Linked DNA regions of Homo sapiens: region 1 is linked to region 2. The links are chromatin loops, found by intact Hi-C in ENCODE. Cell type or tissue: CD14-positive monocyte. All regions are shown on one strand. Links, peaks and the distances in the headings refer to the core of each region. The heading gives the core; the rest is flanking DNA. Region 1 holds the start of LOC105373210 (a long non-coding RNA gene). Region 2 has its middle 32 kb from the start of LINC01132.

Region 1 (4,399 bases), core at 102-4,101, 56 kb before region 2:
AACCTGAGATGGGAGGATGGCTTGACCCCAGGAGGTTGAGGCTGCAGTGAGCTATGATCCAGCCATTGCACTCCAGCCTGGGTGACAAAGCAAGACCCTGTCTCTAAAAGAAAAAGGGGGAAAAAAAAGGAAAAGAAAAGGGGGAACATAAGATGACCCACCTGGCAGACACTCTTCCTTCCCTCTGTGATCCTTAAGGTCTTCACTTTCCTCCTTTAAAGACCTCCAGGGTCCAAAGGAATGAGTCTCTCCTTGTGACTCTCAACACCATTTTCTGTATAACTCAATTTGCTTTAACCGTGAATTGCAATATCTCTTCCATCATGGTTGTTTTGAACTGTTATTTACATTTTAATGTACGACTTAATTCTCTACTCCTTTTATTTTTAGATGAAGTCACTCTGTCACCCAGGGTAGAGTGCAGTGTCATGATCTTGGCTCACTGCCACCTCTGCCTCCGGGGTTCAAGCGATTCTCCTGCCTCAGCCTCCCAAGTAGCTGGGATTATAGACATGTGCTACCATGCCCAGCTAATTTTTGTATTTTTAGTGGAGACAGGGTTTCACCATGTTGGCCAGGCTGGTCTCGAACTCCTGACCTCCGGTGATCTGTCCACCTCCACCTCCCAAAGTGCTGAGATTACAGGCATGAGCCACTGAGCCTGGCCTCTCTACTCATTTTTAATCAACTCAATTGGAATAAAATTTACATACAATAAGATGCACAGAATTGAAGTGTGCAGTTTGATGACAAACGCATGTGTGTAAGCACCATCCGAATCAGGATGAAGCATCTCCATCACTTCAGAAAGTTCCTGCATGCCTGTTTGCTTTCATCACCCCCCTCCCTGTTCCCACCACCAACCCAGACAACCCAGGCCACCAGTGATCTGAGTTCTGTCATCAAAGTTTTGTTTTCCCTCTTCTGGACTTGCCATATGAACAGAATCAATTGGTATACAGTCTTATGTCTGGCTTTTTTTGCTCAACATAATGATTGGGTTCATCAATGCTGAGTAAGTCTATCAATAGTTTGTTTCTTTTTATTGCTGAGTAGTAGTAAATTGCATGAATACAATAATCTTTTCTTTTTTAATCTCTCCCCCATTAACAGATATTTATGGTTGTTTTCTCCATGCATTTTTTTAGAGGAGAGGGGCTTGCCTTTCCAACCAGCTTGTGAACGCTTGAAGGGCAAGGATGTGTCTCACAGGCTCTGTCATCCACCCCTGAAGCACCTTATCCAGTGCCACTTCAGACTAGGCCCTCCAACGTGTTGGTTAATTGAATTATAGTTTCGGATAAGATGTGGTCCCTGCCTTTAAAAAGCTTTTAATTTAATTATGGAAGCAGCTACAAACATCAATCCATTATTCCAAGACAACACATTTATCCATTCATTCAGCAAGTTTTTATTTTAGAGAAGAGAGAAAGCATGTCCATGCATACCTGAATCATGGGGCAGAAAGTGAAATGTGGTGCAGAGGAAATTCAGGCGAGGAGCCACAAAAACTGAGAGCAAAGTGACTTTGCTAAGAGGCTCTGGGAAAAATCTCAAAGGGGAGGAGCAAATGCCCAGACCTAGGAGACTGGGCAGAATTTGGACACAAGGAAGTCATTGTGGGCTGACAGTACAGGGTCCAACAGAGGCAAAGAGCTGGAAATGCAGGGAAAGAAAGGGGAACATCCTCCTCTTCCAGCGGAGGAAGCTGGGTGAAGAAAGGAGAAGCATTGCGCTGGTGTGGGAAGCACGGGGCCGCTAAGGTTGAAGTGAGTGGAGATGGGAGGCGGCGGGAGTCACTAGAGGCTAGGAAGAGAGGCTCACACTACAGAGGGCCTTGAGTGCCAGGCTAGGAAATCCATAGGTAAGTTCAAACACACATTACATGCCCATCAAACTTATGTGAGGATGGGGATACCATTATAATGATTTAGCATCTGTCCACTGCAAGGAAAAACCTCCACTGTTTATGAATTATTATATGCATGTTACAGGTGAATAACTGAGGCTGAGTCAGGATTCAGCCCTAATTTCTGTTAACTCTGCTCTGGGCAGAGTGAGGCTTTATGCACAGCAGATGGTAAATGCATGTAAAAGCATGAGACTCGGTGTATAAAGATCAGAGAGAGCTAAAGTGTGTATGTGTGTGTGTGAGTGTGTGTGAAAATCATTATAAGTATATAGAAATATAGAAATAGAATTGAATTGTTTGTTTTAAGGGATTGAAATGCAATGAACTTATTGTCAACACTGCATGATACTTTGAGGGCTTCATACTTTTTCAGTAATTTTATATTCATTTTGTCATTAGATCTTCACAGTAATCCTGAAAGTTCAATAAGTCAGATATTATTATTATTATTATTACTACTACTACCACTACAATGATTATTCTTGATTTTTCAGGGGAAGAAGCCAAGACTCAAGGAGTTAAGAACTTTTCCAAGGGTAGCTATTAGCCAGGACTCAAACCTACATACTTGAATGAATTTCTACAACCTGTTATTGAAGACTAAGGAGTAAGAATTCTGCCGGAAGACTGTGTTGCCGAACCAATCAGTTTGTCTAAAACTCTTTCACTCCCCATCCCCAACTCCCTGTTGGCCTAGGGGCAGTCTGAGAGGGGGCTTAGAATAAATCAGAAGAGGGGTCTCATTCAGATTGTTTTGCTGTGATCACATGTGAGTCAGATTTTTCTTCTGTAACAAGAGGTAGTTGAAGAGGTAAATCCCTAAGCTTTCTGCCATTGTAGACAGGTGTTCTTCTCTGATCCTCAGGGCCACAGTCGGAAAGGAAGTTGTCTGCACTGAGAACCGGGAGGGATCCCTCCGTTGCTTCCATGAGGGTGCGGGACTCATGGCTCTGGGCCTCCAAGGCACCACGGCCTCTGGCTCCATTCCACCCTCCCCGCGCTCTCCTCAAACCTCAGGCTTCCTTTTTCTGCCTGCTGCAGGGCTTCTCAGCCTGGGCTGGATCCTGGACAGACAGGCCCAGGCAGGCTGTGCACTGTGACCTGGGGCCTTGCTGTGAACAAAGAGGACTTCAAGAGGAGATGGCCTGGAGGAGTTCGCCTTTGTGGTCATTTTGCTTCAGGTAAATCCTGTATAACCAGGAACCAGGGATAATGAGTCAGGGACCGACCATGAGAAACACACTGTTCTAACACAGCTTCTGAAGAGCCTTCTGGAGGGGGCTCGAGCTTCCCACATGGGGGGCCTCTTTCCAAGACCCAACTGCCTAATTTGGAATCTCCCAAAAAGTTTGTTTGCTTTTGTGCGCACATGATTCCCAAGACAGTGTGTTAAATGACTTGAATGAATCATCCACTGCTCCCTCCATTTATCTACCACCTGCTTCCTTTTCAGTCCGTGACAACCTGGCTTCCATCAAACCAATCAGCCCATCACCCAATACTAGCTGTTCCAAATATAAATTGTTGTCTTTGTCACTTTGCGTAGTCACTCTCCTCTTGAAATATACACATGTTGTGAAAGGACTCTAGAAATAAATCTTTCCTCATTAAAATTTTCTACACATGCGTTAATTTTTCCTCCCTTTTCAACAGCGGACCAGTCAGCAAATAATGACTGCCCTTGGTCATCCCTGGGAAGATAAAGGATTATTAAAAGAGGGCCCGGCAGCTTGCAGATTACACCTGCTACATTTGGAGTGGAAAGAGGCTTCTCTGTCAGTGCCCCTTGCCCCCATGGAAAGACACTAATAGCAATCTTCAACCATAATTGTTTGGTCCATTTTGTTCTGGACCAAGTTTGCATAAGTTTTAAGCCTGAAAGTCAAAGAAAAACGAAATCTTACACGTCAACATGGCCTTTCCATCACTTGAAAAAGGCACCCTCTCTCTCTCTTTCTCTCTGCCTCGTAAACACAGCGGTCTTGCTCAGAGCAATCTTGAGCTCTGAGCTGTGAAGAATTGCTGTAGGTAGGAAGAAACGTTGGCTCTGGAATTCAATTAACTGTCAGCATTGCTGTTCGAGTCAGGATGACTCACTCCTCTTCAGCAAATGGGCATGGGGGCTGTGAGCCTCCAAGATTAATGGTGATTGATAAGCCGCTGGAGCTCCAGGACGAAGCCTCCCAGAATCCTTCCCTCACCCACACACGTTTTTACATGAAAATATAATAGATAGTGGGAGAGGATGTGTGAGTACAGAGGAGATGCTGTCAAGAATTTGCCTGTATCCTTTTCTTTTATATTGGTAAGTTTCACTGGATTCTAAGCTACTGAAAAGCAGGGACTATGTTTTATATTTCTTTTCTCTCAGTTCATGTCCAAATTAATGCATCAGGTGAAAAGAAAGGATGCTGTCTGATACCCCATGAGGTAGGTATGAGGCCCATTCTATAAATGAGGGGAAGCAACGTGCTAATAAGAGAAAAA
Region 2 (4,399 bases), core at 95-4,094:
TGCCTGCCTCGGCCTCCCAAACTGCTGGGATTACAGGCGTGAGCCACCGCGCCTGGCCAGCTGGTTGGATCTCTTACCCATCCCCAGACTAATAAACCCTAGGCTTCAGGGCCTGATTATCCAGGGCTGTACCTAGAGCAAGTTAAGCTAGAAAGAGAAATTGGGCTTGGCAGAAACGTTGACCAAATCCTTCAATACTGAGGACAACCAAGAGTACTGAGTAACCCAGCAGGATGTGCACCCAACCAGTCCATACTAATTTGGGGTCATTCATACCTTTGCAGTTTTAACTCCTTTTCTCTTCCTCCACTTGCTTTTCTCTTTATATCAACAAAATCTTATTGCTCCTTATTGGTTCAATCATCCCAAAATACATCAGTATAATATATATAATTACTAATATACAGTTGTTAGTGAGTGAATTAATTAGAATGAATAATCAAGGTTTGATGTTCAATGAGTTTGTAATACCTAAACCAGAGTTTAGGTAGGTATTATATACATTATTTACCTAAACTCTGGTATTATATACAGGCTCTTGGGCTAGCAGGCATACTGATGTATTCTGGGATCATTGAACATCAAGCGTTGATTATTCATTCTAATTAATGCACTCATTAGTAATTGTAACAAATAATTATTAAGTGCTGAATTATGAGCATAGCTCTCTTCTAGAAAAACGGAGGAATAATCTGTGGTTTATGTCCTCAGGCAGCTTGCAGTCTATCTGAGAAAACAAGACATACCCTCAAGCAGATAATTGCCATTTACAGTCATTCCTATGATCTCAGCACTATGTGGGTTTAATCAGCCTTCTGCTAAAAGGAACCAGGTCCAAGACATTCAGCATGGCATGGTAGCTAAGCAAGATCCAGTGTCTTCATTCAGCACTGACAGAGTCACTGTCTCTGAGCAGTACTTAGCTACAGAAACTTTGAAGCCTTCTGCAATTTATTATGCTGAGTGCATCTAATCAACATGTAGAATAAAGATGGAGCTCCAGAGAAGTTAGCACGCAATCTGGGTGACAGGTGCTGAGCAAGGACAGCCTCTTCCCAATACTCTCCAAGCGGCCTGCTGTTTCCAGGGAATGATATTATCATTCTTGGCATCTAGAACAGGACTCAATGTAAGATTGTCTAAGGCAGTCACTGGCTACAGTTCATGGAAGCTTCAGGACGGCACTTGGCATGAGCTCTCAGTGCTATGGAAAAAAGAAGCTCTTAGGTGGAATATTTCTAGCTAAAAAATGTATAGTTTTTTTTGTTGTTGTTTCTGTTCCTTTCATTTTTATTTTTAGAAATAGGATTTCAAAGGGCATTTGTCCTGGTCCCTCAGGAAAGAACATTTTCTAAAGTGTTCCCATCAACAATGCCTCAGGTGTTACAGGTCCCTACTCTTGGCCATCCAGCTCTGCCACCGTGCCTGGATTCTGCATTTTCAAAGGGACCAGCTTACCAGCAGCATCCTCTTCCTGCTGCCTCTTGACTCACACAGATCCCATCAATAAGCATTCACTGAGGCCTGCTCTAAGTGAGGCTCTGGGGAGAGTGCTGTGGGAGCTTCAAGAGCAATAGCAGCCCTGAGCTCCAGGAGCTTCCCCTCTGAGGTGGGGAATTGCGATGCATGGAACATCTCCAACACACAAAGCAGACTCTTGCTAGGCTTCGAACTGGAATTGCATTGATCGTATTAACTTGGGGGAGATCTGATATATTTAAAAGAAAAAAATAAGCCGGGCATGGCGGCTCACGTCTGTAATCCCAGCACTTGGGGAGACTGAGGTAGGTGGATCATTTGAGGTCAGGAGTTTGAGACCAGCCTGGCCAACATGGTGAGACCCCGTCTCTACTAAAAATACAAAAATTAGCCGGGCGTGGTGGGTGCCTGTAAGCCCAGCTACGTGGGAGGCTGAGGCAGGAGAATCGCTTGAACTTGAGAGATGGAGGCTGCAGTGAGCTGAGATCATGCCACTGCACTTCAGCCTGGGTGACAGAGTGAGACTCTGTCTCAAAAAAGAAAAAAAAAAAAAAAGAAAAAAATATAGGCGATGGAACAGAAAAGTGGGCAGTGGCTATGAAGATGCAATCCAAATATAAGGTAATACTTATCACCAAAGAAATAGCAATTAAGACAACAGTGAGACAGCATCTTGTGTCTGTCAGATTGGAGGAAAAATACTAAATTGAATAATGTGAATTGTTGTTGAGGATTGTGGAACTAGCCTTCCATGAAACGTTTCTAGAAGTCTAAATGAGTGTAGACACTCCAGAGAGCAATCTGGCGGTATTTAGCAATCCCATACCTGGGCATATAACTTGGACAAACTCTGATTATAACAGACTAGGCCCAAGGATATGTTTATTGCAGTATTATTGGTGGTAGTGATGAGTTGGAGGCAATATAAGTTTCTACCACAAGGAGGGTTGATATGAGCGTTTGATGAATAGTATGCAGTAGTCAGAATAATAAAACAGATGTACACTCAGCATGGAGAAATCTGAATAAGATACTGTTGGCTGATGACAGTAAGACATGGATTGAGATATATAGTAGAGTGTCATTTATATAAATTCAAAACACGTGCACAAGATGATCATGTCTCTAGTAGCTACAAAAGTGCTTGATACAGAGTAGGCCTTCAGTAAATTGTTTTACTTGTTGTCAATAAAAATATATATACTAAATAAATATCTAACATTTATGTAAGTTAAGAATACATAGACATATACATATTTTAAGGGTATATACAAATGCGAAACATAATTTAAGGGTACGGCTCTTCTGGATAGTCCAGCGTTCAAATGGAGTTCTCTGGAGTGAAGTAAAATTAATTCACAAACCTCTGTTGCATCCAAGGTCAAATACTCTCACGAACACCCACTCTCTGTTCCCTGGTTTAATACTCACTGAGTAACATTCTGAAGCCTGAGACTTTTATACATACCCAGTTTCCAGAAAAGGCACAAAGAAGCTTTCCCCAAAAGAAAATACATGAATATTCCATTTATTTAAAAACATCCGAGCAGGTCTAAGCAATATAAATTAATATAGCAGCATCAGTGTCTTGTGAGTTAAGACGAGTGTCCTAAGATTTAGTTGCTTAACTGATTCCTCTATGTCCCTAAATCAAATGATGAAATACAGATTTAGGTTCCATTTTTTTGAAAGAATACTTCATAGGTCATTCTGTCTACTTCCTACTGCACCACATTTAGGAGGGAGGCACATCATGTGTGGTTGTCTCTTTAGTAATTCTGAGATTGGTCAAGGGGTCCAGGTGGTGTCTGACCTTATTCCATCATTACAAAAGAAGTCACCATCTACTTTTTACCTAGTGGTTTCAGTATCTTTGGATAATCACTGCCCGGATTTATCAAGGTTTGCAAAATGATTTTCTAATTCTGTGGTTCCTTCTATACACATTAGCTGGGATTCTTCAAAATGTAACTTACAAAACAAACAAAATCACTATCAAGACTTGACATTCCTTCTTCCATATCAATTTTCAGAATAGTGATAAAAGTTACCAGTAATGATTTCTAGTGGAGACCAATATGTTTTTCTCATCATTATATACTTTTTTTTTTTTTTGAGACAGAGTCTTGCTCTGTCACCAGGCTAGAGTGCAGTGGTGTGATCTCTGCTCACTGCAACTTCCGCATCCTGGGTTCAAGCAATTCTCCTGCCTCAGCCTCCCAAGTAGCTGGGACTACAGGTGCACACCACCACGCCCAGCTGATTTTTGTAGTTTTAGTAGAGACAGGGTTTCACCATATTGGCCAGGATGGTCTCGATCTCTTGACCTCGTGACCTGCCCACCTCAGCCTCCCAAAGTGCTGGGATTACAGGCATGAGCCACTGCGCCCAGCCCATAAATTTTTATATATTTGATGAGGTTGAATTAATTGCCATCATTATTCTCTTTTCTCTCTCTCTTTAGGATCCTTAAACAGCTTATATTCAATAAACTGCATATGTTTAAATGGCACACTTTGTAAAGTTTGGTGATACTGTACAGTCACAAAAGCATAATCAATGTAGCAAACATATCTATTGTAATCTAAAATGTCCTTGTGCCTTTTTTAACCTCCTGCTCCTCCTCCATACTATATCCCCAGGCGACCTCTGATTTACTTTATGTTGGAATTTTTGAGAAATTCATACAAATGGCATTATTTAGTATGTACTCTTTGTGTCTGACTGCTTTTACTCAGCATAATTATTTTGAGATTCAACATGTTGTCTGTATCAATACCTTTAATTGTCAAGTGGTATGCTATTGTATGACTATGTCACAATTGTTTAGCCATCGATGAACATTTGGGTCGTTTCCAGTTTGGGGTTACTACAAATAAAGCTGCTAAGAACATTTTTATATAAATCTTTGTGCAGACAT

Evidence for each region. Peaks named below come from ENCODE experiments on the same cell type or tissue, not always from the same donor. Only the 100,000 strongest peaks of a DNase experiment are listed, where the experiment ranks them.
Region 1: it touches region 2 in a loop (1.8-fold over the local background); 2 of 110 quality-filtered maps call a loop at or near these places.

Annotation. Positions count from the first base shown.
Region 1 is chr1:234,745,558-234,749,956 of GRCh38, reverse strand. It overlaps LOC105373210 (a long non-coding RNA gene), which reads left to right and starts at 1,203. Exons shown (of 3, transcript XR_949292.3): 1 at 1,203-1,864; 2 at 2,407-3,093; 3 at 3,566-4,399. In CD14-positive monocyte, for the core only: no CTCF peak of the experiment used is centred there; a DNase peak (open chromatin) is centred at 1,736.
Region 2 is chr1:234,689,817-234,694,215 of GRCh38, reverse strand. No RefSeq gene overlaps it. Among named protein-coding and RNA genes, the nearest start is that of LINC01132, 32 kb to the left of the region's middle. In CD14-positive monocyte, for the core only: CTCF peaks have their summits at 2,296 and 2,495; no DNase peak of the experiment used is centred there.